3 separate regions of the Homo sapiens genome follow, and all the other regions are linked to region 3. The links are chromatin loops, found by intact Hi-C in ENCODE. Cell type or tissue: OCI-LY7. All regions are shown on one strand. Links, peaks and the distances in the headings refer to the core of each region. The heading gives the core; the rest is flanking DNA.

Region 1 (10,542 bases), core at 963-8,962, 250 kb after region 3:
CCAAATTGTGTCTCTTAATTTTATGATTTGTGTGTAGATGAACCACTGGACTATCAGAAAGCTAAGGCTGCAATAATAACTATTCATGTCTATAAAGCAGTTTTACAACCATCATCTCATTTCGATCCCAATAGTAACATTCATTCATTCAGCAAAAACAAAGTCATTGCCTATCCTAGTATCTAGAAATACGCATTATTATGATTCTCGTTTTATAGAGGAGATGGAGGGAGACACTGGCTGGCCACTTACAAGTACTGAAGCCTGGATTCCAGCCCAAGTATTGTGACTTGAGTTTTGACTTAAGTCTGCTGTCTCAACTAAGGGTCCTAACTTGCCTGTGGTAATGTGATCCCTGAGAACCTGTTTCTTCAACAGCAAAATGAAATTATTGTACTCTTTAAACTTCAAGCTCCTTTCCAGCTTCAAAATCCTAAAATTCAGCGGGAGTGGTGGCTCACGCTTGTAATCCTACCACTTTGGAAGGCTGAGGCTGGAGGATGGCTTGAGCCTAGGAGTTCAAGATCAGCCTGGGCAACATACTGAGACCCCCTCTGTACGAAAAATAAGAAAACTAGCTGGACATGGTGGCATGCACCTGTAGACCCAGCTACTCAGGAGTCTGAGGTGGGAAGATCACTTGAGCCTGGGAAGTGGAGGTTGCAGTGAGCTGTGTTTGCACCATTGCACTGCACCCTGGGTGACAGAGTGAGACCCTGTCTCAAAAAAAAAAAAAAAATTCTAAAATTCATCTCGTCAATAACAGTAACAACAACAGAAACATAAAATAGGAGTAATGTTAACTAGAAAAAAATGTAACTTAGATGGAAAAAAATTAAAAACTACAAAACTTTCCTGAAATGTTTTTAATGACTTGAATATACAGACTTGCATAAGGGGCTAATTTTCCCATTCTCCTTTTTTTAATCTTCAATTTCAGGTTCATTAATAAATAGAATTAGGTGTGATGCTTCAGTGCTTGTGAAAATAAGTTTGTTCATGAAGGCTAAATCAGTAGCAAATCTGCACCCTGTCTCCTGTTGTATACATATTTTGGTGGTTGTTGTTCCAAGGAATCCTTTGTCCTTTTAATTAGGGTAAAGACAGATGGATTTGGAAGAGACTTTTCCTTGTGAAATGAAGAGACCCCTGCAGCTTTCTGTAGCTTGAGGCAGTCTTATGGGAAACTGGCGTTTACTGTTTTTTCCTTGGGGATGTGCCTGCATTATTGTTACTGTTAAGTTATACTTGATTGGTCTGAATTGTGCAGCATTAGGAGTGATATTTTTGTCTTTGAAAGCTCTATATAACAGCTCATGAACACTTTTCAAAAGACGGGAAATTTATAGAGGAGAAGAAAAGACTGTCACAGCGAGTGTTTAGACAGTGAGACTGACTGTTTTCAAACAAATCTAATTCATTATATGCCTGGTAATGAAGACATATTAATAACAGAGAAAACAGCCCCATTATCTATGTGCTTCCGTGAACCAGTTTATTTTGTTTATATCAGTGGGCAGGACACCATCTGTTACCAGAAATTTTCTTTTCATCAAGCCTGCCCCGATTAAGAGTCCTCAGTTAAGTAACATCAGCTGCCCTCTTGTTTAATTTCCATAACTCAATTCAGGGGTATGGAGAGAAAAAGGCAGCTATAAGAGGATATTGTAAATTACACCATGCCCTCTGAGGATTTAATTTGGTCATCTCCTTGGCAAGAAAAATTAGCGGGAGGAGCTTATGTATGTCGGAGAAAAAGAGTGAAGAGAAGGGGGCAGAACTAATGATAGATGAAATAGCTTTAAGGAAATTGTTTAGTAGGATTAAAAAAATTTTTTTTGCAGCTTTTTGGTGACTTTTTGTTTGCTCACATTGTCTTTTTCTAAGGTATATTTTAATTATTTAGATACAGGCAGTGATGGGTTCTGTTCCATAATAACCTACTTTCAGGACTAGGAAATATATCTTAATATAGTGGTATGTATATGTTCATGTGTTTAAAATACAGTGAATATATAAATGTTACTGTAAATGATGACACTATAACACTGAAAGAATTTTATGTTTTTATTCTATCAAAGGTCCATGACTCCAGCTCAGGCTGACTTGGAGTTTCTTGAGAATGCCAAAAAGTTGTCTATGTATGGAGTTGATCTTCATAAAGCAAAGGTAATGATAACTTTGCCCTTTATTAATATGCATGTGGAAGATATTATATGATACATGTCTGTTATGTATGTATCACATCTGTGTCATATAATACTTTTTAACAACATCTGGGGTATTTTAAAACATTCAAAAGAGATAGTAGACTGGGCACAGCAGCTCATGCCTGTAGTCCCAGCTACTGGGGAGGCTGAGGCGGGAGGATCACTTGAGTCCAGGAGATCGAGCGTACAGTGAGCCCTGATTGTGCCACTGCACTCCAGCCCTGGCGACAGAGCAAGACCCCGTCTCAAAAAAAAAAAAGAGAGAGAAATAGTACTTCTTGTTAGCTTTTTTTTGTTTTGTTTTGTTTTTTTGAGATGGAGCCTTGCTCTGTCTCCCAGGCTGGAGTGCAGTGGCATGATCTCGGCTCACTGCAAGCTCCGCCTCCCAGGTTCACGCCATTCTCCTGCCTCAGCCTCCTGAGTAGCTGGGACTACAGGCGCCAGCTACCACGCCTGGCTAATTTTTGTATTTTTAGTAGAGACGGGGTTTCACCGTGGTCTCGATCTCCTGACCTCGTGATCCGCCCGCCTCGGCCTCCCAAAGTGCTGGGATTACAGGCGTGAGCCACCGTGCCCGGCCTCTTGTTAGCATTTTAAGTGTATCAGTTAAATCAGTCAACTGTATCAATTGAATTTGCCCCATAGCAATTCCACCCTCAGAATAAAGTTTCATATCCAAGCTACTGTTAAGATCAAAAGATAGCCCCTAGAGAAAAAGAAATTGATTTTCCTAACATGCAGTAACATTTGAAAATATAGAGCAGTGGGCAGCAAGTCCTGTTTCACAGCCAGCATCACCTACATCGAATCACTGAGGATGTTCATTAAATATGTAGATCCCTGAGCTTCTCTCAGATGTATGGAATTAATTTGGAGGCGAGGTTCTAGAATGTCTTGGTTTAATGAGCACCCAAATGATTCTAATTCATGCCTGAATCTGAGAACCACTGGCCTAGAGTAGTGGTTCTCAAAGTATGGTGTCTGAGCCAGCAACATTTAACATCACCTAGGAACTTGTTAGAAATGCACATTTCAGGCCCCATCCCAGGCCTGCTGAGTTAGACTCTCTGGAGGTGGAGCTCAGCAATCCATTTTAAGTTCTCCAGGTTGTTCTGATGCACACTGAATGAACCACAGTGGCTCATTCAAAAACCACTTGGGTAGGGCCCTGGAAACTTGAGCTTTAATCCTAGTTCTACCTAATACAGCCTAACAGAATGAATCCTTAAGGAAAGTCTCCTTACTTCTCTCTTCTTCAGCTACTAAAGTTGCTGGGGAGGTCCAGTGCCAGGCGTGGTGGCTCACACCTGTAATCCCAACAATTTGGGAGGCTGAGGCGGCCGATCGCTCAAGCTCAGGAATTCAAGACCAGACTGGGGAACATGGTGAAATCCCGTCTCCATAGAAAATACAAAAAATTAGTCAGGCATGGTGGCACGTGCCTTTGGTGGTCCCAGCTACTCAGGAGGCTGAGGTGGGAGGATTGCTTGAGCCCAGGAGGTAGAGGCTGCAGTGAGCCTAGATTGCACCACTGCACTCCAGCCTGGGTGACAGTTGAGACTCTGTCTTAAAAAAAAAAAAAAAAAAGAAAAAAGTTGTTCTGGATTATTTTGGGCTGGGTACTACAACTTCTATGAATCTCTAAAGTATATTGTAGGAAGATCAGTACATCAGATTAGGTATGTTTCTAAAACTGAAATGGTTAGATTTTGCTTCACAATTCCTGCTGGAAGCTGGTGTCAATTCAGGTATTGATGGAGTCAGGCAGCATGTTCCCTTCCCAAATATTGTAAAGCAAATTGTTTCTCCAAAGTGAAATGTAGTTATACCCACAAGCTTTAAAAATTTAAGAGGGCATCTTCTGGGAAATTCTCAGTTACATAGTCACTGAATTGGAACTGTATGTAATTCCTGCTTCTCTGTTATAACACGTGTAGGCACTAATATATTTCTCTATACTCATTTTGGGGGAAAGAGTAGTCAAGAAGCATTTAACTTTGTGTTTTGATTACTTAGCTAAACAAACTGTTAGCTGTAGGGACTAACTTAGGTGAAATTTATTTTCTTTGAATTATAGACATAGATGATTAATATTACATATTTAATTTTTTAAAGTTGTCTTTAATAAAGAGGCATATAAATATGATTTCATTGTGCCTTAATGTAACTTCTTGACTTAGGGATCATATTTTTAATTTAATATACTTAACATCAATTTTAAGAACCTAAGATTGTCTTATGCTGAGTTTATATAGGAATAGAGTCAACTCCTACATTTAACATCATTTCTGGAGCTGTTAACACTTTATCATAAAAAAACAAGAATTAATAATTGTGCGTGTATATTTGGTAGTATACATAGCTCTAAGCCCTGCTCTCCAGGAAGTCATGACTGCTGATTTAAACATAATAGGTCCATAAATTATAACTGTTAGGCTGAGCTTTATTTTTCATTGTATGTTTTGTAACTGTTTTTGGTTGTTATCTTCAGATTATCTAGTAATAGTCAACAGTGTATTGAGTACTTTGCTCCAGACTGAAATCCTAACATTTTTCTTTTTCAGGACTTGGAAGGAGTAGATATCATCCTAGGTGTCTGCTCTAGTGGCCTTCTGGTTTACAAAGATAAGCTGAGAATTAACCGCTTCCCTTGGCCCAAAGTGCTGAAGATTTCTTATAAACGTAGTAGCTTTTTCATCAAGATTCGGCCTGGAGAGGTACAGAATTTATATTTCCTTCCTCCCAAACCAGACACAGTCTGTATCTGAAATATCTACATTTCCATTTTCCTTATTAAGTCATCTGAGAAGTCTCTCTATAGTTAACTATTGAAGGGCTGATAATTCCGTTTTCTAAGTTGATCAGTCCTGTGATGCTACTTCTTTTCCTTACTACTGGTCTTCTGGACATTTCACTTTTTGTAAGTAAATATACCATTGCAAAAAGTTAAACTTGGACTGATACATTTGTTCCTTGTTTACGCCAAGCAAAAACTTAATGGAAAAATATTTTTAAATTGAGTAGCATGAGATTTTAAAATTATTTATAGGGATAAATTACTCATGTTTGGCATCACCAATCCTTTATCTCATATAATTAAAATTTATTTGTATGCATAGCTTCTCGTGGTTACTGAGAGTGAGTTCTAGGGCCAAGTTCTAGATTTTTAATAAGAGTTGGATGTTCAACTTTGTACCAGTTAATTCATTTATTAGTTGGTTTGGGGATATACTAATGCTGGCCAAATTTAACTTTTGTATTGAAGAGCCATTATGGAATAGCATAAAATTGTTTAAGTAGGAATTAAAGTTTTTTAAAAAGTTCTGACTTCTTTTCTGCCACATACTAAGCAAAAGACCTGGACAAATCTAAGGCTCAGCTTCCTTGTCATTTGGGCAGGATAATACCTTCTCCATCATAGTTATTTGAAGATCAAATGAGATGACAGCTGTGTAAGTTCTATATAGGAAATGATACTAACCTAAGGTGGCTTTTGTGTGTATATATCACCATCTGCTGGTGAATAATGGCTAATTATTTGTGCCTGCAAATTCTGGATGTGGAGCCTTAAAAATCTTGGATAGGGATTACCATAGAAGCATTTATTTTGTACCATAATTATTTTACCTATGCCTAGCACAGAGCAGTCAGTGTCTTCCCTTAAAATTTCAAATTCAAGAGTTATTCAATCAACAAATATTTATTGAGAGCTTTCCTGTGTTGGACACTATTCTAGGGACTAGGAATATAACAGCAAATTAGAATCTCATCCCTCACACACGTTAATATGAAAATGGGAAATCCTTAGCTTCTAAAAATGTAGAATTCTTATTTAGAAGGCAATCAGGAACAACAGGATTTTGAGAAAAAGTATTGTGGCAGCAGTAGATGATTTAGCAGTGGCATGGTATGGTGAAGAGGGTAAAAATCTGGTTCTGTCATTTCATAGCTGTCAGTCTGAGCAAATAACTTCTCTGACCTCAGTTTCTTCATGTCTAAAAATATAGATGATATTATCTAATCATAGTGTTACTGGCAATAGTAGGCACTCAAAATAAATGTCAGTTTCCTTTCCATCTTATAAAATATGCTTAAAGTAGAAATAAAGAGGCAAGAGGTCAGCAGGACAGTGTTTCTAGTAACCCTGGGAGAATATGTTTTGCTTCAGTATAAGAGGAATCTAGATAAATTAATGATCAATCAAAGGAAAAAAGAAATATTTAATGATTCAAGAATCTGAGGAATAAGTTCAAGAGATCTATTGTACAACATGGTGACTATCATTAATAACAATGTATTGTTCTCTTGAAAAATTGCTAAGAGACTAGATTTTAAGTTTTCTCACCACAAAAAAATAATAAGTGTGTCAGGTAATACATATGTTAATCAGCTCAATTTAGCCATTTCACAATGTATACGTGTTTCTTGGGTTTGTTTGTTTGTTGTTTTTTTTTTTTTTTTTTTTTTTTGGAAGAAGAAGTCTCGCTTTGTCACCCAGGCTGGAGTGCAGTGGCGCCATCTCAGCTCACCGCAACCTCTACCTCTCAGGTTCAAGTGATTCTCCTACCTCAGCCTCCTGAGTAGCTGGAATTACAGGCGCGTGCCACCATGCCCGGCTAATTTTTTTTGTATTTTTAGTAGAAATGAGGTTTCACCATGTTGGTCAGGCTGGTCTTGAACTCCTGACCTTGTGATCTGCCCACCTCGGCCTCCCAAAGTGCTGGGATTACAGGCGTAAGCCACCGTGCCTGGCAGGTATACATATTTCAAAACAACATGTTGTAGATGATAAGTATGTACAATTTTTATTTGTCAATTTAAAAAATTGATTTAAAAATCTGGCTTGAACTAAAATCTTTAGCTCCTATTACTAATTTCTATTGCATAATAATATTGATTGATTGGAGGACTTGGTCAATATCCCATTCCCTGTTCATTGAACAGTGTCCCAAATGCAGATAGTGACTAAGGAAAAGCAGTGTCTGGACAATCAAGAGGTGACTTAATTGTGTCTCAGAAAAATGTATAATGAATGTGTGTGTGTTTTCTGGAAAAAAAAAAAAAAGCTTAAATTATATGAGATGCATTCCCTGGCTTTCTTGCTTTGGAAAAAGCCACCCTCAGTGAGTGAATTTCTTTCAGTAAGTAGGAAAAAATTCCAAATGACATTTTATGTCCTTAAATTGGTAACAATGGCCTCTTCTGTGGCACCATATTTCTCTGGTACTGTATCACTGTAATCTGGTACTGTATCACATGTAATACTTCATGTCCCATGTTTATTTGTGTTTTTGTAGCAAGAGCAGTATGAAAGTACCATCGGATTCAAACTTCCCAGTTACCGAGCAGCTAAGAAATTATGGAAAGTCTGTGTAGAACATCACACGTTTTTCAGGTATTATTCTCACTTAAGTATTTTTCAAGGATAAATTATTTATAACGTTTCTATTTTAAGCCTGCTATTAAAATTCCTTTCATTGTATGACTGGCACTCTTTTATTTAGCTCAGGTGAGATCATCTTAAGCAAGACAAAATGAATCCATTTCTCTCCCTTTGGGTTGAAAAGTATGCCTCAACATTTCCAAAGCACCTGTCTGTGTATGGTAGAAGGAAGAGAGGAGTAAGGAATGGGAACCTGTATTTACCAGGGACTCTGGGATTGCATTAATTGTAGCTAAAGTCAGTCCGATTAAGGGGAGTTACCCTCACTTACCTCCACGTGTGATTTTTTTTTTTTTTTTTTTTTTGAGACGGAGTTTCGCTCTTGTTGCCCAGGCTGGAGTGCCGTGGCGCGATCTCGGCTCACTGCAACCTCCGCCTCCCGGGTTCAAGTGATTCTCCTGCCTCAGCCTCCTAAGTAGCTGGGATTACAGGCACCCGCCATCATGCCCAGCTAATTTTTTGTATTTTTAATAGAGACACGCTTTCACTATGTTGGTCAGGGTGGTCTCAAACTCCTGACCTCAGGTGATCCACTTGCCTTGGCCTCCCAATGTGCTGGGATTACAGGCATGAACCACTGTGCCCGGACGGAATTTTTATTTTTTTGTTTTTGCTAATTTTTTTTTCCACATGGAATTTCTCTAAGCAATGCTTGACTACTTTTTGTGGAGCTTTTATACTATAAGGTTAAAGATGTGAAGCTGATTTTTTTTTTTTTTTTTCGAGACAGAGTCTCGCTCTGTCGCCCAGGCTGGAGTGCAGTGGCGGATCTCGGCTCACTGCAAACTCCTACTCCTGGGTTCAAGCAATTCTCCTGCCCCAGTCTCCTGAGCAGCTGGGATTACAGGTGCACACCACCATACCTAGCTAGTTTTTGTTTTTGTATTTTTAGTAGAGACGAGGTTTCACTGTGTTAGCCAGGATGATCTCGATCTCCTGACCTCATGATCTGCCCACCTCGGCCTCCCAAAGTGCTGGGATTACAGGTGTGAGCCACCGTGCCTGGCCAACCTTGAAGCTGATTGTTAGCTTCACTCTAATGAAACCCAGAAAGGGAGCACACAGAACCATATTTGAAGCCCAATAGTACCCGATAATCAGAAGACAGAAGAAAGTATTTCCTCTGCTGTTTGTTTGTTTGTGATGGAGTCTTGCTCTGTTGCCAGGCTGGAGTGCAGTCTGTGATCCTGGCTCACTGCTCCTGGGTTCCAGTGATTCTCCTGCCTCAGCCTCCCAAGTAGCTGGGATTACAGATGCCCAACATCACGCCTGGCTATTTTTTGTATTTTTAGTAGAGATGGAGTTTCACTACGTTGACCAGGCTGGTCTCGAACTCCTGACCTCAAGTGATCTGCTCGCCTCGGCCTCCCAGAGTGCTGGGATTACAGGCGTGAGCCACTGTGCCAAGAGGCCATATTATTAACCCCTTGAGTTCGTTTACCAAGCATTTTCTATGTGCTTACCCTTCTTGTATGCACCATGTTAGGCATTGGGAATATACTACAAGATAGTTCTAGTCTCTCTCCTGGTGGAACACCCAGTCTAGTAGAGAAGACAGACCTTAGACAAGTAATTACTTGTATTGAAAGGAAAGTTGGCTATTTATCAGTTTGCCTTTTTTTTTTTTTTGAGACAGAGTCTCACTCTGTTGCCCAGGCTGTAGTGCAGTGGCGCAATGCCTCAACCTCCCAAGTAGCTGGGACTATAGATGCATACCACCATGCCCAGCTAATTTTTAAATTTTTAGTAGAGACCGGGTTTCACCATATTGACCAGGCTGGTCTCGAACTCCTGACAAGTGATCCACTCGCCTTGGCCTCTCAAAGTGCTGTGATTACAGGCGTGAGCCACTGCACTCGGCCCAGTTTGCCTTTTTAAGAACGTTTCTTTATTATGGAAAATTTCATATGTAGCAACAGTACAATAAAATCCCCTTGTACTTATCACCCAGCTTCAATAATTATCACCCCAAAGCCAATCTTGTTTCTTCTATATCCCTATCCACTCCTTCCCCCTACTTCCGAGATTATTTTGAAGCAAATCCCAGGCCTCACGTCATTTCATTCATAAATAAACTTGATTCTTTAAGAGAAAGAGAGAGAGAGATAATCCTGATATCTTTTCCTTCTATTTATATTTTCATATAATAGCACTATAGCACAGTCAACGAGAAGAAAATTCAAGGAAATTAATATTTCAATTATTTCAAAATAAAACATGAGGGTACATTTTACACCCAATTAAAGAATCTTAATTATTGGCATTAACACATTTATTTATGCTTTCATCATCTCTCCTTCTTTAAAATCAAACCACAAAAGTAGAATTTTTTAAAAAGAGCAAGGAGGAGTAAAAAAGTGATTTTTGAATGTCTAATAACTGTGGTATAGATTTCAGCTGCAGCCAGTATACTTACTTGTAGGATGGCATATTTAAATCCATTGCATCAAAATAAGAGAATACCTTAAAATCTAATGCTCCCTTACATAAAAGTATATGTTTGCTGAATTGAAATCAATTACCTCAAAGGGAAAAATACTCTCTTTTTGGTAGTATTTGATGTAGTAATTTATGTCCTTATTCAACAAATATTTATTGGATATCATATTTATGCCAGGCACTATGCCAGAAGCAAAAACACAAAGATGAATAAGCCATGGTCTTTGTTCTTTACTCCTAGAGAATTCAGTCTTATAGGGGAGACCAGCATAGAAATAGATTGTTTTAATTCAGTATGGTACAAAGAGTACATAGAGTACCATATAGGAAAAAGATGGGGTTCCCAACTGAGTTTAAAAATACACCAAATAACCTGTTAAATAGATTACCAGGCATTAATTGAGTTTGGAGTGCATTTGACAAAACTGTCATTCCAGGAGAGTGGAAAAA
Region 2 (10,542 bases), core at 1,530-9,529, 62 kb after region 3:
GAAACAACTCACCCAAAGCTGCTGGTCCTGTCCCATTGACACCTTGCACAAAGGAAGGAATGTATTGATCTTCTGGGCACTGGGCATTTATTTATTTATTTTTATTTTATTTATTTATTTATTATTATTATTATTTTTGAAACAGAGTCTCGCTCTGTCACCCAGACTGGAGTGCAGTGGTGTGATCTCAGCTCACTGCAGCCTCCGCCTCCCGGGTTCAAGCGATTCTCTTGCCTCATCCTCCTGAGTAGCTGGGACTACAGGCATGCACCACCACACCTGGCTAATTTTTTTTTTTTTTTGTATTTTTAGTGGAGATGGGCTTTCATTATGTTGGCCAGGCTGGTCTTGAACTCCTGGCCTCAAGTGATTCACCCACCTCAGCCTCCCAAAGTGCTGGGATTACAGGCATGAGTCATTGTGCCGGCCTTATTTTTATTTTTATTTTTATTTTGAGACAGGGTTTCACTCTGTTGCCCAGGCTGGAGTGCAGTGGCATGATCATGGCTCACTGCAGCCTCAACCTCCCAGACTCAAGCGATCCTCCCACCTCAGCCTCCGGGGTAGCTGGGACTATAGGCATGCGCCACCACGCCCAGCTAACTTTTGTATTTTTAGTAGAGACGGGGGTTCGCCATATTGCCCCAGCTGGTCTCCAACGCCTGAGCTCAAGCAATTCACCTGCCTTGGCACCCAAAATGCTGAGACCACAGGCATGAGCCACTGCACCCGGCCTGAGCACCGGGCATTTAGACGTCGGCCGCTCTGACCAACTGCTCTGGCTTTGCCTGGGGAGAACATTCTTACCAGGAGCTTACTTGTCAGTCAGCACTTGGGTATTCAGTTGAGAAGCCCAGCTCTCCAGAGGCCCAGGAACAAGTGTGGATTGAATGTGGCCTGGCTGTGCCAGGGTACAACCAGTCTCCATCAAACTGAAAGAAAATTAATAGAGGTGGTGATGATCCTTCTGCAGTGGGGGCTTGTTTAACAGAGGAGTGTAGGGCTCCGAAAGGAACACGCATAGCCACTCAGTGCTTGGTGCTAAGGAAGCTTTGTGGATTTGGAATCAGAAAGAAAGCAAAGGGTTTCACAAAGGTATCTCACGGTCAACAGAGGTTCAGCCAGAGCTTTCCAGTCCCTACCCCCTGATTGGATCCAAAGGGTGATGATTAAACCCTAAAATAAAAAAGCAGGCCAGGTGTAGTGGCTCATACTTGTAATCCCAACATTTTGGGAGGCTGAAGTGGAGATCACTTGAGTCCAGGAGTTTGAGACCAGCCTGGACAACATAGCAAGATCCCATCTCTAAAAAAATAATAATTAAAAAAATTAGTTTGGTGTGATGGCACGCACCTGTAGTCCTAGCTACTTGGGAAAAAAAAAAGAAGAAGAAAAAGAAAAATACCAGGTCAGGGAGTACCAAAAGGGCTGCAATTTTCAACTACACACTGGCTTGTATGCTGCACGCTTTCACACGTGCGGCTCCTAGAAAGCATCATTACACTGAAATTACCAACAAGGAAGCAGGTTCAGAAAGGTGAAGTGACTTGCTCAAGATCACTGAGCTATGTATGTTGGGGAGCCAAGATCTGAATGGCTCGAAAGGACCCCCTCACCCCACTCCCAAGCTTAGAAAATAAACACAGCGACAGCTCTTGATTACCGCCTTTTTTATTGTGATAAAATATACACAACATAAAAAATACCATTGTAACCATTTTTAAGGGTGTAGTTCAGTGGCATTAAGTACATTCACACTGTTATGCAGCCATCACAACCGTTCGTCTCCAGAAGTTTTTCATCTTCCCAAACTGAATCTCCATACCATTTAAGCAGTAACTGCCCATCCTCCCCTTGCCCTAGCCCCTCGTAACCCCAGGGCTTCTGCCTCTATGACTGTGACTACTCTAGGTGCCTCATGTAAGTGGAATCATTCAGTGTTTGTCTTTTTTGACTGGCAAATTTTATTTAGCACGATATCCTCAAGGTTCATCCTTGTTGTAGCAGGTGTCAGAATTTCCTTCTTCTTCTTTTTTTTGTCTTTTGAGACAGGCTCTTGCTCTGTCGCCCATGCTGGAGTGCAGTGGTGTGATCTCGGCTTACTGCAACCTCAACTTCGGGGTCAAGCAGTCATTCCACCTCAGCCTCCCGAGTAGCTGGGACTACAAACGTGCATCACCACGCCCGGCTAATTTTTGTATTTTTTGTAAAACTGGCTTTGCCACCAGGCTAGAAATTTCCTTCTTTTTTAAGGGTGAATAATATTCCATTGTATGTCTATACCACATTTTGTTTCTCCATCTATCAATGGATATATGGGTTGCTTTCACCTTTTAGCTATTATGAAGAATACTGCTATGAACATGGGTATACACACAGCTCTTCAAAACCCTGCTTTTAATTCTTCTACCAGAAGAGGAACTGTTGGATTGATCATAAGAGGCAATTCTATTTTCAGATTTGTGAGGAATTACAGTTTTGTTTTCCACAGTGGCTGCACCATTTTACATTTCCAAAAACGGTACACGAGAGTTCCAGTTTCTTCAAATCCTTGCCAATACTTGATTTCTGTTTTTTTTTTTTTTTTCATTATCTTAATAGGTGTGAAGTGGTATCTCATTGTGGTTTTGATTTGCATTTCCCTAATGATAGTGATGTTGAGCATCTTTTCATGGGCTTATTGGCCATTTGTATATCTTTTTTAGGGAAATATTCAAGACAGGGTCTCACTTTGTCGTTCAGGCTGGAGTGTAGTGGTGTAATCATGGCTCACTGCAGCCTCGACCTCCAGGACTCAAGCGATTCTCCCACCTCGGCCCTCCAAGTAGCTGGGACTACAAGCGCATGTCACCATGCCCAGCTAATTTTTGTATTTTTTGTAGAGATGGGGTTTTGCCATGTTGGCCAGGCTGGTCTCAAACTCTTGGACTCAAGCGATCCACCCACCTCAGCCTCCCAAAGTGCTAGGATTACAGATGTGAGCTACTGTGCTCAGCCCTTGTTCATTTTTTAATTAACTTATTTGCTTTTGGTTGAGTTGTAGGAATTCTTTATATAGTCTGGATATTAACCCCTTATCAGATATGTGATTTGCAAATCTTTTCTCCCATTCCATGAGTGACCTTTTCATTCTGTTGACAGTGTCATTTGTTTTTGTTTTTTTGAGGGGGTGACAGAGTCTCACTGTGTTACCCAGACTGGAGTGCAGTGGCACAATCTCGGCTCACTGCAACCTCCACCTCCCAGGTTCAAGCGATTCTTGTGCCTCAGTCTCCCGAGTAGCTGGGATTACAGGTGTGCACTACCACTCTCGGCTAATTTTTGTATTTTTTTGTAGAGATGGGGTTTCAGCATGTTGGAGAGACTGGTCTCAAACTCCTGACCTCAGGTGACCCACCTGCCTTGGCCTCCCAAAGTCCTGGGATGATAGTGTCATTTGAGGCACAAAAGTTTTAAATGTGATATAGTCAGCCGGGCATGGTGGCTCATGCCTGTAATCCCAGCACTTTCGGAGGCCAAGGCGGGCAGATCACAAGGTCAGGAGTTCGAGACCAGCCTTACCAATATGGTGAAACCCCGTCTCTACTAAAAATACAAAAATTAGCTGGGGCCAGGCACGGTGGCTCATGCCTGTAATCCCAGCTCTTTGGGAGGCCGAGGTAGGTGGATAACTTGAGGTCAGGAGTTCAAGACTAGCCTGGTAAACATAGTGAAACCCTGTCTCTACTAAAAATACAAAAAAAAAATTAGCCGGGCATGCTGGTGGGAGCCTATAATCCCAGGTGCTTGGGAGGCTGAGGCGGGAGAATTATGAGGCAGAGGTTGCAGTGAGCCGAGATTGCACCACTGCACTCCAGCCTGGGCGACAGAGTGAGACTCCATCTCAAAAAAAAAAAAAAAAATTGATATAGTCCAACTTAATGTAGTTGTTGTTGTTGTTGTGGCCTAGGCTTTTGGTGTCATATCCAAGAAATCATTGCCAAATCTAAGAAGAAATTTAAAAAAGAGGAAAAAAAGAAAGAAAAACAAACAAATAAACACAAGAAATCATTGCCAAATCTGGTGTCATGAAGCTTTCCCACTATATTTTCTTCTAGGAGTTTTATGGTTTTAGCTCTTACATCTTTGATCCATTTTGAGTTAATTTTTGTATATGGTGTAAGGGAAAGGCCCAACTTCATATCCACAACCTTTTGTAACAGAAAAAAAAATTAGAGAACAACAGTAGAGTTTTGGGAAATGGAGCCATAAACAATTTCTCTTTCTAGAAAGTTGGGTCTCTGGCTCCCTACTGCCTTGTGCTCCATCTGGCTTCCACACAGTAGTCAGCGTGATCTTTTAAGAAACTCACATAAATGAACCACATCACTTCCCTGTTTAAAGTCTTCAATGGCTTCCTGTTACACTCAGAGTAAACCCAAACTTCTTGCCATAGCCCAAAGGCCCTGTGTGATTTGACTCCTGCAGATTTCCGCTGCCGCCTCTCCTGTTGCCTCCTTTCTGGCTCACTACACTGTCGTCACATGTGATTTCTGACCATTCCTGCAGCCCATCAGGCTCTTTCCTGCTACAGGGACTTTGTACATGCTGTTCCTTCTCTTTGGACCAACCTTCCTCCTTCACTTCACATGGCTAACTCTCATCCTTCCAACCTGGCAGAAATGTTGCTGTGTCTTAGATCAAAATATAGACTGGATGGCTTCAACAACAGAGATTTAGTTTCTCAGTTCGTAAGGACAGAAGCCCAAGATCAAGCTGCCACCACGGTCAGGTTCTGGTGAGGGCTGTCTTCCTGGCCTCTAGATGGCTGCCTCATCACTGCCCTCACATGGCAGAGAGAAAGAGAGAGAGAGCAAACTCGGGCAGATCACCTGAGGTCAGGAGCTGGAGACCAGCCTGGCCAACATAGTGAAACCGCATCTCTACTAAAAATACAAAAATTAGCTGGGCGTGGTGGTGGGCGCCTGTAATCCCAGCTACTAGGGAGGCTGAGGCACGAGAATCGCTTGAACCCAGGAGGTGGAGGTTGCAGTGAGCCGAGATTACAGCACTGCACTCCAGCCTGGGCGACAGAGCAAGACTCTGTCTCAAAAAAAGAAAAAAAAAAAAAAAGAGAGAGAGAGAGCGAGCAAGCTCTCTGGGGCCTCTCTTGTAAGTGCAGTAATCCCACCATCCCAAAGGCCCCATTGTATTTATTCAGAGTTGTATCACATGGAGGCTGTTTGCATTTTCTTTCTTTCTTTCTTTCTTTCTTTTCTTTCTTTCTTTCTTTCTTTCTTTCTTTCTTTCTTTCTTTCTTTTCTCTTTCTTTCTTTTTCTTTCTTTCTTTCTTTTTCTTCCTTCCTTCCTTCCTTTTCTTTCTCTTTCTCTCTTTCTTCCTTCCTTCCTTTCTTTACTTTCTTCCTTTCCCTTCCTTTCCTTTCCTGTCCCCTTTCCTGTCCCCTTTCCTTTCCCCTTTCCTGTCCCCTTTCCTTTCCGACGGAGTTTGGCTCTTGTGGCCCAGGCTGGAGTTCAGTGGCGCGATCTCAGCTCACTGCAACCTCTGCCTCCCGGGTTCAACCAATTCTCCTACTTCAGCCTCCTGAGTAGCTGGGATTACAGGTGCCCGCCACCATGCCCAGCTAATTTTTATGTTTTTAATAGAGATGGGGTTTCGCCATGTTGGCCAGGCTGGTCTTAAACTCCTGACTTCAGGTGATCTGCCTGCCTTGGCCTCCCAAAGTGCTGGGATTACAGCCGTGAGCTACCGCGCCCAGCCGAGCCTGTTTGCATTTCTGACCTGAGGACACCTCAGAGGTGACAGGACCAGGGCAGAGGTCCAGCCCAAATTGACATGAGTGCACTTAAATGGAAGGGCCCAGGTTCTTTGACGTTGTACATGTACCAGCTGAGGATCAAATGGCATGTGTTATTGGGAGAAGCAGTCTCTGTGGACATGGATACTGAAAGAATAATAAAGGCTGGGCACAATGGCTCAGGCCTGTAATCCCAGCACTTTGGGAGACTGAGGTGGGTGGATTGCTTGAGCCCAGGAGTTTGAGACCAGCCTGGACAACATGGTGAAACCCTGTCTCTACAAATAATTTAAAAATTAGCCAGGTGTGGTGGTGTGCACCTGTAAACACAGCTACTTGGGAGACTGAGGTAGGATCGCTTGAGCCCAGAAGGCCAAAGCTACAGTGAGCTATGATTGCACCACTGCACTCCAGCATGGGCAACAGGGTGAGAACCTGCCTCAAAAATAAATAAATAAAAATAAATAAATAAAACCAGAAAATCAAGTGTTGTGTTGGGCTTAGGGCTCTCATATGTAAACTGCAGAATAAAGCCAAAAACAAAAAACAAAAAAAACCCAGTTATTGGAAAAAAAATTTGCCAGGCACGGTGGCTCATGCCTGTAATCCCAGCACTTTTGGGGGCCAAGGCAGGTGAATCATGAGGTCAGGAGTTCCAGACGAATCTGGCCAAGATGGTGAAACCCTGTTCCCTACTAAAAATACAAAAATTAGCCGGGCGGGATGGCGGGTACCTGTAATCCCAAGCTACTCAGGAGGCTGAGAAAGGAGAATCGCTTGAACCTGGGAGGCGGAGGTTGCAGTGAGCCGAGATCGTGCCACTGCACTCTAGCCTGGACAGAGCAAGACTCCGTCTAAAAAAAAAAAATGACAGCAAGAGAAACCCCAATACCATCACGTTGGGAGTTAGGGCTTCAGTATATGAATTTGAGGGAACTGAATTCAGTTCATAGCACACCTCCTCAGAGAAGCCATTGTTGACCTTCTAATCTAAGCCAGGGTCCCTCCACACTCCCCAGCCTGTCACCCCCACTAGGCAGTGTCCATCAATATACTCCGTTCTTATCCTTCATGGCATCTTGGTAATAGCAGGTAACTGTTCATTAATTAATGCAGCAGTTTGTTCAATGTCTGCCCCCTCCCTAAGGTCACAGATTTCAAGAGGCCAGACTGTCGCCATTACTCCTAGATCACTTATTCAGTGCCTGGCACAGTTCAAGTGTCCACTTAATACCTGTTAGATGAGTGAGCAAACCCCAGTTTATAGTAAGTTCACATTCTTTTTCACTGTGAGAGGTGGGGAAGGAAGGAAGATAACAAGTACTGAGTGGTTACCAGATGTTGGCACTTAGACTGAGTTCAATACCAGCTCTGCCACTTACTGGTCATATGACCTTGGATAAATCACCTCGCCTCTTGTGTCTCAGTTTACCTTCTCTAAGAGATGTCAATACATATTTGGACCACGAGAAACAACTGGAAGAGGAATGACAGCAGGGGTGAGGTGTGGGACAGAAAACAGGGGCAAGAGGATGATTGTCTAGAGGGAGTACTGGGACTGTTAGGCACCCCCATCTTTGTATCCTGCACAACCAGATGGCTACCCTCCACTCTGCAAGAAGGCAAGGTTTTTTCTTTTCCTGGAGAAGTTAACATGGAGGAAGTCTGGACTCAGGGCCAGCAGACACAGAAAGGGTCAGGACAAGATACCAAAGGTAAATGGGGAGCAGGAGGCCAGGCACGGTGGCTCATGCCTGTAATCCCAGCACTTTGGGAGGCTGAGGTGGGAGGATCACTTGAGCCCAGGAGTTGGAGACCAGTCTGAGCAACATAGTGAGACCCTCATCTCTATTTTAATTTTTTTTTTAATGGGGAGATGGGGGGACTCCCGGGCCCTTTCTCCAGCTCTGCCAACAGAATTCTGGCAGCCAGAGGTATGCAACCCGGGTGAGAGATGGGGAGATTATTTTCTGAAGGCCTGAAGGCCAGAGAAGAGACCTACGGAAATTGATATTTACATGTGCCTCAGTGTAAAAGCCAGATCATCACTCAGTTCCCCTACAGTGAAGCCCACCAGTTGACAGAGCCCTCACACTGATACACATACACACACACACATGCACACACACACACGCACACACAGGGGCACACACACGTGCCCACGCACACGTGCACACGCACGGAGCTGCCAGTTATTTAGTGCTTCATTTAAAAATCAGCGTTTAATTATATTATATATCACCAGATACTTGAAGGAATTCTCCAGGATAAGAGAGGAAGGCTAAAGCAGATGAAGGAACAAAAATGTTTGAAGCAAGTAAAAGATGCAGAGAGCAGAAGAAAATACTAAACAAGGCTTCTTAGCATCCTCGGAGAGTTAAGAGAAGGTATCATGTCCCTGAAATAAGATACTATAAGTGCTATATGAAAAAGGAATAACAAGAGAAGAAGAAAGGGCACTGGAAAAATAAAACATGAGAGTCAAACTTTTTTTTTTTTTTTTTTTTTTGAGACGGAGTCTCGCTCTGTCGCCCAGGCTGGAGTGCAGTGGCGCGATCTCGGCTCACTGCAAGCTCCGCCTCCCAGGTTCACGCCATTCTCCTGCCTCAGCCTCCAGAGTATCTGGGACTACAGGTGCCCGCCACTACGTCTGGCTAATTTTTTTGTATTTGTAGTGGAGACAGGGTTTCACTGTGTTAGTCAGGATGGTCTCAATCTTCTGACCTCGTGATCTGCCCACCTCGGCCTCCCAAAGTGCTGGGATTACAGGCTTGAGCCACGGCGCCCAGCTGAGAGTCAAACTTTTTAAAAAGACAGGGGCCAGGCATGATCTCTTGTGCCTGTAATCCTAGAACTTTGGGAGGCCAATGTGTAAGGAACACTTGAACCCAGGAGTTCGAGACCAGCCTAGGCAACATAGGGAGACTGCATCTCTACAAATTTTATTTTTTTGAGACGGAGTTTCACTCTTGTTGCCCAGGCTGGAGTGTAGTGGCACAATCTCAGCCCACCGCAACCTCCACCTCCTGGGTTCAAGCGATTCTCCTGCCTCAGCCTCCAGAGTAGCTGGGATTACAGGCACGCTCCACCACGCCTGGCTAATTTTGTATTTTTAGTAGAGATGAGGTTTCTCCATGTTGGTCAGGCTGGTCTCCAACTCCTAACCTCAGGAGATCCACCCACCTCAGCCTCCCCAAGTGCTGGGATTACATGCGTGAGCCACTGTGCCCAACCTAAAAAATTTTAATTAGCTAGGCATGATGGTGCACCTGCGACCCCAGCTACTCAGGAGTCTGAGGTGGGAGGATTGATTGAGCCTAGGAGGTTGAGGCTGCAGTGAGCTGTGATCACACGAGTGCACTCCAGCCTTGGTGACAGAGCAAGATCTGTCTCAAAATAATAATAATAATAATAATAATAATAATAATAATAATAATAATAATAAAAGGTCAATGGAAGAATCGAGAGATAACAAAAAGGAAATTTCCCAGAGGATATAACAAAAGAGGATGTGAGGAAATTAGAGGATCTATCCAGGAGGCCCAATATCTGACTAAGGGATTTTCCAGGGATCCCAGAGAAGGCAAAGGGGAGGAAATGGTATGAGAACGTTTTATACTGAAGGACATGAATCTTCACACACACACGGAGCTGCCAGTTCACCTAGGAGAGATGGGGAAGGAAGGAAGGTAACAAGTACTGAGTGGTTACCCTTAGAGGGCCCAAAAGAAATGAAAAAGAGCCACTTGAAAGCACACCGTCACAAAGTGTCAGACTACCAGGGATAAAGAGAGGAACCGACAAGTTATGCAGGTAGAGAGGACAGATCACATACAAAACATCAGGAATCAGAATGGTTTTAGATGCTTCAGTGGCAACACTGGAGTCTGGACAATGAGGGAGCCATGCCTTCAAAATTCTGATGGAAAATTACTTCCAACCTACCATTTCATCTCCAGTCAAAGAAATCAGAAATTAGGATAGAATAACGACATTTTCAGACAAGCAAGGGTGTAAAAATTCTACCTCCTATGTGCCCTGTCTCAGGAAGTGATTAGAGGATGTCTTCCACCAAAATGAAGGCATAGATCAAGACAGAGGAAGACTTGCAAGCCAAGAAACGGGTGCTCTAGCCGAGGAGGACAGGTGCGCAGCTGGTGTAGAATAGAAAGCAAACAGTGCAGATGGAAAGTGGGGAGGAGGCCGGGCACCGTGGCTCACGCCTGTAATCCCAGCACTTTGGGAGGCCGAGGCGGGCGGATCACCTGAGGTTGGGAGTTCGAGACCAGCCTGACCAACATGAAGCAACCCCGTCTCTACTAAAAATACAAAATTAGCCGGGCGTGGTGGCTCATGCCTGTAATCCCAGCTACTCGGGAGGCTGAGGCGGGAAAATTGCTTGAACCGGGGAGGCGGAGGTTGCGCCATTGCACTCCAGCCTGGGCAATGAGAGAGAAACTCCGTCTCAAAAAAAAGAAAAAAAAAAAAAAAAGAAGAAGCCGGGCGTGGTGGCTCACGCCTGTAATCCCAGCACTTTGGGAGGCTGAGGTGGGCGGATCATGAGGTCAGGAGATGGAGACCATCCTGGCTAACACAGTGAAACCCCATCTCTACTAAAAATACAAAAAATTAGCCAGGCGTGGTGGCGGGTGCCTGTAGTCCCAGCTACTTGGGAGGCTGAGGCAGGAGAATGGCATGAACCTGGGAGGCGGAGCTTGGAGTGAGCCGAGATCACGCAACTGCCCTC
Region 3 (10,542 bases), core at 1,044-9,043:
TCCCTTGGATTCTGGCACAGCATGCCTCTTGATTTTCCTCCTGTTTCACTGGTTGTTCCTTTTTAGTCTCCTTGGCCCGGTTCCTCCTCAGTTCTTTGTCTTTGATCTCAGGGCTTAGTCCTTGACCTTCTGTCCACACTCACCAGATTTCGTCCAGGCCTGTGGCTTTAGTCACTACCCATGTGCCAACAACCCCCAAATACAGAGAGCCCAGAGATGTCTCCTGAACTCGTATATTCAACTGTCAACCCAGGCTTTCCCCTGGATGTTGGCAACATCTCAAACCCAACACTTTTTTTTTTTTTTTGAGACAGAGTCTCCCTCTGTCACCCAGGCTGGAGTGCAGTGGCACGATCTTGGCTCACTGCAACCCACCTCCTGGGTTCAAGCAATTCTCCTGCCTCATCCTCCTGAGTAGCTGGGATTACAGGTGCCCACCACTGTGCCCAGCTAATTTTTGTATTTTTAGTAGAGACAAGGTTTCACCATGTTGGCCAGGCTGGTCTTGAACTCCTGACCTCAGGTGGTCTGCCCGCCTCGACCTCCCAAAGTACTGGGATTACAGGCGTGAGCCACTGTGCCTGGCCTCAAACCCAACACTTTTAAACACAAACCTTGTCCTTCCTCATCTGCTCCATCTCATTAATAATGAACACATCCTTCCAGTTTCTCAGACCAAATCCTGGGAGTAATGTTTGGCTCCCTTTGTCACATCCTACATCAGATTAGTCAGTTATATTTTCTTGGTGACCATGTCTCACTGTAGCAGGACAAGCCGCAGACAAAACCCCTCAGACACCGAGTTAAAGAAGGAAGGGCTTTATTCAGCCGGGAGCTTCGACAAGACTCACATCTCCAACAACTGAGCTCCCCGAGTGAGCAATTCCTGACCCTTTTAAGGGCTCACAACTCTAAGGGGGTCCACGTGAGAGGGTCGTGATCCAATGAGCAAGCAAGGGGTATGTGACTGGGGGCTGTATGCACCGGTAATCAGATCTGAACGGAACAGGACAGGGATTTTCACAGTGCTTTTCCATACAATGTCTGGAATCTATAGATAACATAACCGATTAGGTCAGGGGTCAGATTAGGTCAGGGGTCGATCTTAACTGCCAGGCCCAGGGCACGGCGCCGGGCTGTCTGCTTGTGGATTTCATTTCTGCCTTGTAGTTTTTACTTCTTCTTTCTTTGGAGGCAGAAATTGGGTATAAGACGATATGAGGGGTGGTCTCCTCCCTTATCACCATATCCATCCTGGGCCAAGTCACCATCCTCTCATCTGGACGATTGCAGTAATCTCCTGGCTAGTTTCTATTTCCACCTTTGCTTCCTCCAGTCTGTTCTCCACACAGCAGCAGAGGGATCCCATAAAATGTGCACCAAATCACGTCGCTTCTCAGCTCACCCTCTCATGGCCCCCATCTCACTTAGAGTAAACGCTAAACCCTTCAACGGCCGACAAAGCCTTGACCATCTGAGGCCCATCTCCAGTCTCTCCTTACCTCCCGCTGTTCCTGTCTGCTCCACTCACTGTGGCCTCCAGACATGCAGGCTCCTGCTAGAGGATCTTCTTCCCAGCTGCCCCTTCCCCCAGAATACTCTTCCCTCATATATCTGCAAGGCCCACTTACTTCTTCACCTCCTTCAGGTTTTACAGCAGGGACGACCTAATCAGTGAGGTCTCCCGAATATCCTCTCTACACTCACCATCCCCATCCCCCACATTGCCTGTCCCCTTTGCTCCAGGCTGGCCACAGGGTGTGGTATATCTGAGATTCCACCCACCCCAGATCTGTGTCTTTCTACCCTGAGGCAGGGAGTCAAGAAAGCCAACAGAAAGCTGCCCAACAACAACAAAAAGGAATATGTCAGTAATTATTGGCGCATAGAATTTCAAGATTACAGTTTCTACTCAAATTCCAACTCCTTCTGCTTCACTAAAGTGAAAGAACACTGATGTGGGAGTCAGAAACGTTGGATTCTAGGCCAGGATCCACCACTACAGAGCTCTGACCTGTGACAAGCAAGTCGTTAGGCTTGGCCTGTTTGGGAAGTGAGGGACCTGGGCTGCATGATCTGTGAGATTAACCCACTCCCATCAGCATGTCTTGTGAGCTCCACTTCCAAAATAAATCCCCACATCGCCAGTGTTTCTCCACCCCCATTGCTGTCACCCTACCCATGCCATGGCATCAGCCTCCTTCCCAGGTTCAAGCGATTCTCCTGCCTCAGCCTCCTGAGTAGCTGGGATTTTTTTTTTTTTTTTGAGATGGAGTTTCGCTCTTGTAGCCCAGGCTGGAGTGCAGTGGCGCAATCTTGGCTCACTGCAACCTCCGCCTCCTGAGTTCGTCATTCTCCTGCCTCAGCCTCCCAAGTAGCTGGGACCACAAGCACCCACCACCACACCCGGCTAATTTTTTGTATTTTTTTAGTAGAGACGGGGTTTCACCATGTTAGCCAGGATGGTCTCGATCTCCTGACCTTGTGATCCGCCTGCCTCGGCCTCCCAAAGTGCTGGGATTACAGGCATGAGCCACCACATCCGGCCCTGTAACATTATTTTAAATCATGTAATACTCATACAATGGATACTATACAACTGAACAAAAGGTAAGAATCCATGTATTGATATAAAATGCTTTCTGGCCGGGTGCAGTGGCTCACGCCTGTAATCTCAGCACTTTGGGAGGCCGAGGCAGGCGGATCACAAGGTCAGGAGATCGAGATCATCCTGGCTAACACGGTGAAACCCCGTCTCTACTAAAAAAATACAAAAAATTAGCCGGGTGTGGTGGTGGGCGCTTGTGGTCCCAGCTACTTGGGAGGCTGAGGCAGGAGAATGGCGTGAACCCAGGAGGTGGAGCTTGCAGTGAGTCGAGGTTGCGCCACTGCACTCCAGCTTGGGCGTCAGAGTGAGACTCCATTTCAAAAAAAAAAAAAAAATGCTTTCTAAGATATATTGGTAAGTGGAAAAAACCCAAAGTACAGCACAGAGTGTATAAAATACCACCATTTGTATAACAAGAATGAGGGAGAGAATACATTTGCTTGTACATGTATATGTTATATCTGGATGGCTACAGGGGAAACTGATAACATTGCTTGCCCTATGGGGGCGCACTAGGCGGCTGGGGTAAGAGTGGGGAGCTTTTCATTGTGCATCCTTTTGCATTCTGGATCACATTATGTACCACCTATTAACAAGAAATACTTAAAAGTTGTGTACTTACTTTGTTTTCTCTCTCCCTACAGAGAACATAAACTTCATGAGAGTATACACCATTTGCTTTCTTGTTCACTGTTACCCCCTCAGCATTTAACACAATGCCTAGTACCTAATACATGCTCAATGCTTATCTACAGAATGAATAAATGAAAGTGAAGGTCTCTTCCAGCTCACTTCAAGAAGGTATGAAATGGATTCCAGGACCCAGCCATTCAGAGGAACTGAGAGAGATGCTGAGTTGTTTTTAGTATGGTGTACTGTTTTTCTTAATTGTTATCTTTTTTTTTTTTTTTTTTTTTTTTGAGACGGAATCTCGCTCTGTAGCCCAGGCTGGAGTGCAGTGGCGCGATCTCAGCTCACTGCAACCTCTGTCTCCCCAGTTCACACGATTCTCCCGCGTCAGCCTCCTGAGTAGCTGGGATTACAGGCGCACACCACCACACCCGGCTAATTTTTTTTGTTTTTGTTTTTGTTTTGAGATGGAGTCTTGCTCTGTTGCCCAGGGTGGAGTGCAGTGGCATGATCTCAGCTCACTGCAACCTCTGCCTCCTGGGTTCAAGCGATTCTCCTGCCTCAGCCTCCTGAGTAGCTGGGATTACAGGTGCGCGCCACCATGCCTGGCCAATTTTTGTAGTTTTTTTAGTAGAGACAGGGCACCATATTGGTCAAGCTGGACTCGAACTCCTGACCTCGTGATCTGTCAACCTCAGCTTCCCAGAGTGCTGGGATTATAAGCATGAGCCACTGTGCCCCACCTTTTTTGTAGTTTTTTAGTAGAGTTTTCACTCTGTTGGCCAGACTGGTCTTGAACTCCTGACCTTGTGGTCCGCCCGCCTCGGCCTCCCAAAGTGCTGGGATTACAGGCGTGAGCCACCAAGCCCGGCCGTTGTTATCATGTTAAAAAAAAAACATGACAAAGGGCCGGGTGTGGTGGCTCATGCCTGTAATCCCAGCACTTTGGGAGGCTGAGGCAGGCAGATCACTTGAGGTTGGGAGTTCAAGATCAGGCTGGTCAAAATGGTGAAACCGTCTTTACTAAAAATACAAAAATTAGCCGGGTATGGTGGCAAGTGCCTGTAATTCCAGCTACTCAGGAGGCTGAGGCAGGAGAATCGCTTGAATCCAGGAGGTGGAGGTTTCAGTGAGCCAAGATCGCCTTACTGAACTCCAGCCTGGCGACAGAGTCCCCCAAAAAACATCACAGGAGAATGTGTAGAGGGTGGATATGGAGGACAGGCCTGGTCACAGATGCACTTCCCAAGTGAGAGTCTTAGTAGCCAAAATAGCAGGGCAATGTCGTGCTCAGACTATACCCCAGTCATGGCCTCTGGGGTGGCAGCTTTAGATATAGGCAAAGCCACCCCATTTCCTGTGGCCTCAAAACATTCAGGATCATAGCTCCCATAACATTCCAGTTCCTAATGTGTCTTCTGCTCTAAATTCTAAATTCCCTGAGGTCAGGAACTAGGTCTGTCTGGCTCACCAGATAACCTGAGTTTGGCACAGAAGGAACAAAAGAACGAATGAATGAAAGAATACAAGGAGTTGAGAGAACTCCAGAAAAGCCAGAATCAGTAGCTGTCATACCCCATCTTGCCAGGAGGTGGCAGTACAGAAGTATTTTCTGAGATGGCTGCTCAGCCTGAGCCTTGCAGTCTGGGCACAGAGTCCCGTTTTGACCCGGGGAGGGAGTGGAGTTGGGTGATTTTTGAAAAATTTATTACGGGCTTATAAGAAGAGGCACAGCGGCCGGGCGAGGTGGCTCACGCCTGTAATCCCAGCACTTTGGGAGGCCGAGGCGGGCGGATCATGAGGTCAGGAGATGGAGACCATTCTGCTTAACACGGTGAAACCCCGTCTCTACTAAAAACACAAAAAAGTAGCCGGGCGACGTGGTGGGCGCCTGTAGTCCCAGCCACTCGGGAGGCTGAGGCAGGAGAATGGCGTGAACTCGGGGGGCGGAGCCTGCAGTGAGCCGAGATTGCGCCACTGCACTCCAGCCTGGGCAACAGAGCGAGACTCCGTCTCAAAAAAAAAAAAAAAGAAGAAGAAGAAGAGGCACAGCTGGGTCAGGGAGACTGCAGCCCCACAGAGACACCAACGCTATATGGGAAGACAAGTGCTATTCTGGCCCTTAGGAGCCCTGAGGAAGGAGGATTAAGTTTGAGGCATTTGGGGAAAGTTCACAGAGATGACATTTGAACTGGGCCTAAACATAAGGAGAATTTATCCAGTTGGAGGACATTCTGGGTAGAGGTAACAGACTCATGGGAAACTGGGGGAATGATGAATTGTCAAGGATGGCTGGGTTATCCTGAGTTTGGTGGGAGATTAAATAAAAAGTTCTGGTGAGACCTCACTTCTTGTTTTTTTTGTTTGTTTGTTTGTTTTTTTTTTTGGAGACAGAGTCTCCCTCCGTCACCCAGGCTGTGCAGTGGCTTGATCTCGGCTCACTGCAGCCTCTGCCTCCCAGGTTCAAGCGATTCTTGTGCCTCAGCCTCCCGAGTAGCTGGGATTACAGGCACATGCCACCATGCCTGGCTAATATTTGTATTTTTAGTAGAGATGGGGTTTCACCATGTCGGCTAGGCTGATCTCAAACTTTTGACCTCAAGTGATCTGCCTGCCTCGGCCTCCCAAAGTACTAGGATTTCAGGCATGAGCCACTGAGCCCAGCCTCACATTTTTAATGAAAGGACAACATTCATTCTTCTTTTCTTTTTTTTTGAGATGAGGTCTGGCTCTGTCACCCAGGTTAAAGTGTAATTGCGTGATCTCGGCTCACTGCAACCTCTGCCTCCCAGGCTCAAGCAATCCTCCCACCTCAGTCTCCCAAGTAGCTGGACTACAGGCACCCACCACAACATCCAGCTATTTTTTGTATTTTTTTGTAGATATAGGGTTTCATCATGTGGCCCAGGCTGTTCTGGGAATTGGGATTACAGGTGTGAACCACCATGCCTAGGCAATGAAAGGACAACGGTCTTATGAAATTAATGCAATGCATACAGAAGGGTCTGAAGAAAGTTATTCAATTGAGATTTATGTGTCAGGCATATAGTAGAGGCTCAATAAACTTGAGTGAATGAATCATGAATTCTAGGTGGTTTCTTTGCTAAATCATAGGTCTTTGCTGATACTTTAAGAGTGTTTTCAGGCTGTGTGTGGTGGCTCATGCTGTAATCCCAGCACTTTGGGAGGCCAAAGAGGGGGGATTGCTTGAGGCCAGGAGTTTAAGACCAGTGTGGGCATCAAAGTGAGACCCCCTGACTGTATAAAAATTTCAAAAATTAGTCTGGGCTGGGCGCAGTGGTTCATGCCTGTAATCCCGGCATTTCGAGAGGTCAAGGCAGGCGGATCACTTGAGGTCAGGAATTCGAGACCAGCCTGGTCAACATGGTGAAACCCCATCTCTACTAAAAATACAAACGTTAGCCAGGCATGGTGGTGAGCACCTGTAATCTCAGCTATTCAGGAGTCTGAGGCAGGAGAATCACGTGAACCTGGGAGGCAGAGGTTGCAATGAGCCGAGATCATGCCACTGCACTCCAGCCTGGTGACAGAGCAAGACTCCATCTCAAAAAAAGAAAAAAATTAGTCTGGAGTGGTAGTGCATGCCTGTAGTCCCAGCTACTCAGGAGGCTGAGGTGAGAGGATCACTTGAACCAAGGAGGTAGAGGCTGTAGTGAGCTGTGATCACACCACTGCACTCGTGCTTGTGTGATAGAGCAAGACCCTGTCTCAAAACAAACAAAAACAGCATGTTTTCAGCTGGGCAAGGTGGCTTATGCCTGTAATCCCAGCACTTGGAAAGTGGAGACAGGAGGCAAGAGGATTGCTTGAGGCCAAGAGTTTAAGCCTACAGTGAGCTGTGATTGTGCCACTGCACTCATCTGGAGCAAGACCCTGTATCTCACACACACACACACACACACACACACACAAATGTGTATTCCAGGATTCTTCCCCCTGTGTAAGAAGTTCTTCACAGACAGCTTTTCTTTACCCCAAAGACAAGAAATCCTGACCCCGAAAAGGGAAGGATTGCAATAACCAATAAGATCTCTGGCATCCAGAGCCTTATTATAGGATTCTCAAGTCCTGTCCCCAGAACACAGTCTTCTTTCCCAGAGCTGAGACAATAATAATTATTGCTTTGGCCGGGCGTGGTGGCTTACGCCTGTAATCCCAGCACTTTGGGAGGCCTAGGTGGGCAGATCACTTGAGGCCAGGAGTTTAAGACCAGCCCGGCCAACATGGTGAAACCCTGTCTCTACTAAAGATACAAAAAAATTAGCTGGACATGGTGGCTCGTGCCTGTAATCCCAGCTACTCTAGAGGTTGAGGCAGGAGCATTGCTTGAACACAGGAGGCGGAGGTTGCAGTGAGCCAAGATCATACCACTGCACTGCAGCCTGGGTGACAGAGCAAGACTCCGTCTCAAAAAAAAATTGCACATATTTTTATATTTATTTATTTTTTTGAGATGGAGTCTCGCTTTGTCGGCCAGGTTGGAGTACAGTGGCGCGATCTCTGCTCACTGCAAACTTCACCTCCCAGGTTCAAGTGATTCTCCTACCTCAGCCTCTTGAGTAGCTGGGATTACAGACGTGTGCCACCACGCCTTGCTAATTTCTGTATTTTTAGTAGAGATGGGGTTTCACCATGTTGGTCAGGCTGGTCTTGAGCTCCTGACCTCAGGTGATCTGCCCGCCTCGACCTCCCAAAGTGCTGGGATTACAGGTGTGAGCCACTGTGCCCGGCCCTGCTTATATTTTTATAGCAACCAATGTCATCCGTCACTTCCATGTGAAGTCCACTGGAAACATTTCAATCCTCATTTTTACTTAATTCAGAGGGTGATTTTTTCTTGAAACATTCTCCTTCCTCATTGTCTGACCCAGTACTCTTCAATTTGCCACCTGCCTCTCTCCTCTTCTTAGTTTCATTTGCCACGTCCTATTCCTCTCCTCTGTAGCCATTAAAGGTCCAGTTCCAGGCCCTGCCCTCCTCTGGCTCTAACCTCTCTTCCTGAGTGGTCTCATTCTTTCCCATGGTTGCAATTACCATCTGGGTGTTATCAGTACTCAGAACTCTCTCCATAGCCTTCTCTCTGGGCTCCAGTCCACATATCCAATAACATTTGTGACTTTTTTTTAACTTGGATGTTTCTTAAGATATCTTCTCCTCAAGTATACAAAAACTCTCATCTTCCCTAGAGAACCTGTTCCTCTCCAGGGTCCCTGTCATGGTGGATGTCTGCATCATCCAACTCGTTGCTTAAGCCAGAGGCCTGTGCGAGTCACTCTCGACTCGAGTCCTGAGCATCCCATCCCCTCAGTGTCTCCTGAATCTAAGACTCTCCGTTCCCACCACTTCCCTCATCTTGAGCCACCTCTTCTGTAGGCCATTCTCTCCTCAGTAGCCAAAGTGCCTCTTTAAAAATGCAAATAGGATCATACTATGTCTCAAAATTCTTCAGATATCTTCTTATTTCTCTTAAATAAAATCCAAGCCCGCCGGGTGCAGTGGCTCATGCCTGTAATCCCAGCACTTTGGGAGGCTGAGGCGGGCGGATCACCTGAGGTCGGGAGTTCAAGACCAGCCTGACTAACATGGAGAAACCCCCGTCTCTACTAAAAATACAAAATTAACTGGGTGTGGTGGCGAATGCCTGTAATTCCAGCTACTCGGGAGGTTGAGGCAGGAGAATCGCTTGAACCTGGGAGGCGGAGGTTGTGGTGAGCCGAGACTGCACCATTGCACTCCAGCCTGGGCAACAGGAGCGAAACTCCGTGTCAAGAAAAAAAAAAAATCCAAGCCCTTTAAGCATGACCATCAAGACCGTGTGGTCTGGCCGACGCCTGACACCTCTCAGGCTCTATCTCATGGTGTTTTATCCCCACTCTCCTTCAGTTAGTTTGAATTTCATTTAAACATTCATTCATTCATTCATTCATTCATTCAGGCATCCAGGTATTTATTGAGTGCCTTATTCGTGCCAGGTGTGGTGCGAGGGGCTTGAGTGTGAACAAGGCGAACCTGCTGCCTCATGAAGCCTCCAGGGCTTTCTCTTCCTGTGTCAGGGCCTTCTCCACTACTCCCCCTGCTCCAACACACACACTCCACTCCCCTCAACTACTAACCCCTGCTCATGACTTGGATCAAAATTCAATATCATTCCTCCCTGAAACGTTCCCTGGAGCTCTTGGGCTCATCCAGGAACCCCTGTTATGCATTCCTATGGTCCCGACCTTGCCCTTCACTGCCCACTTCTGATTCTCCTGATGGATCACAGGCTCCACGAGGCTAAAACCCAGATCTACCGTGTTCCCCAGTGCCTGGCACTGTGCCTGTCATGAACCCGATACATACTGGTTGAATGAAAGGATGTGTCCTTTTCATTTGGATCTGGTTTTTTTAGAACATTTGAGGCTATCTTAAATGCTGCCACAGCCGCAGCCACCCTTGTCAAAGCCTTGTACAATCAAGTCTACAATACTTCAACACTGTGCTTTTTTGTTTTGTTTTGTTTTTGAGACAGGGTCTCACTGTGTTGCCCAGGCTGGAGTGCAGTGGTGTGATCTTGGCTCACTGCAACCTCCGCCTCCCGGGTTCAAGAGATTCTCCTGCCTCAGCCTCCCGAGTAGCAGGGATTACAGGTATCCACCATCACACCTGGCTAATTTTTGTAGTTTTAGTAGAGACGGAGTTTCACCATGTTGGCCAGGGTGGTCTCAAACTCCTGACCTCAAGTGATCTGCCCTCCTCTGCTTCCCAAAAGTGCTGGGATTACAGGCATGAGCCACCACACCCGGCTCTACACTGTGGTTTGAAGGAGGCCACTGAGCCCTGACATCTTCCCGACTGGGGAAGGTAAACACCCAGCCTGCACAGAGGTCTGCTGCCAAAGCCCTTCCCTGCAGTCAAATCATCCTATGGGAAGGCAGCCTGAGGGTGTCACACAAACAACACGGGCTTTCAGTGGAGACGGATTCTAGTTTCCAGTCTTGCACTTACTAGTTGTGGGCACAGGGCACTCAGTGTTTCTGACCCTCAGCTTTCCTGCCTGTGGAGGCGTGCGTGATAACATGTGGGCCCCAGGGAGGAGTTCATGAGCTGTCGCAAAGCACATTGGGACCATGAGTGGTTTGCTTCTTTCCTCAACGTGAGGCGGTGCTGGTTAGTGGCTAGCTGTCTGGGTTCTGCGTCAGACAGACCAGTGTCTGAATCTGTCACTTCTTAGCCAGCCAACCTGAGAGAAGTCTCAGCTTCCTCACGTGGGAAATGAGGACAAAGTTGTACCTGCACCCCAG

The links. A loop is a pair of places that touch in the nucleus more often than their neighbours do. Peaks named below come from ENCODE experiments on the same cell type or tissue, not always from the same donor. Only the 100,000 strongest peaks of a DNase experiment are listed, where the experiment ranks them.
Region 1: it touches region 3 in a loop (3-fold over the local background); 71 of 110 quality-filtered maps call a loop at or near these places.
Region 2: it touches region 3 in a loop (10-fold over the local background); 10 of 110 quality-filtered maps call a loop at or near these places.

Annotation. Positions count from the first base shown.
Region 1 is chr1:29,028,319-29,038,860 of GRCh38, forward strand. It overlaps EPB41 (erythrocyte membrane protein band 4.1), which reads left to right. Exons shown (of 21, transcript NM_001376013.1): 8 at 2,082-2,169; 9 at 4,775-4,927; 10 at 7,508-7,605. Among named protein-coding and RNA genes, the nearest start is that of TMEM200B, 90 kb to the right of the region's middle. In OCI-LY7, for the core only: CTCF peaks have their summits at 5,730 (motif pointing left) and 5,935; a DNase peak (open chromatin) is centred at 5,703.
Region 2 is chr1:28,841,594-28,852,135 of GRCh38, forward strand. All of the region lies in intron 1 of OPRD1 (opioid receptor delta 1), which reads left to right. Among named protein-coding and RNA genes, the nearest start is that of OPRD1, 35 kb to the left of the region's middle. In OCI-LY7, for the core only: CTCF peaks have their summits at 4,787 (motif pointing right) and 4,999; a DNase peak (open chromatin) is centred at 4,808.
Region 3 is chr1:28,780,446-28,790,987 of GRCh38, forward strand. No RefSeq gene overlaps it. Among named protein-coding and RNA genes, the nearest start is that of OPRD1, 26 kb to the right of the region's middle. RefSeq lists an enhancer at 5,301-5,350. In OCI-LY7, for the core only: CTCF peaks have their summits at 3,100, 3,299, 4,817 (motif pointing right) and 5,038; DNase peaks (open chromatin) are centred at 4,856 and 5,286; H3K4me3 peaks cover 764 bases; H3K27ac peaks cover 322 bases.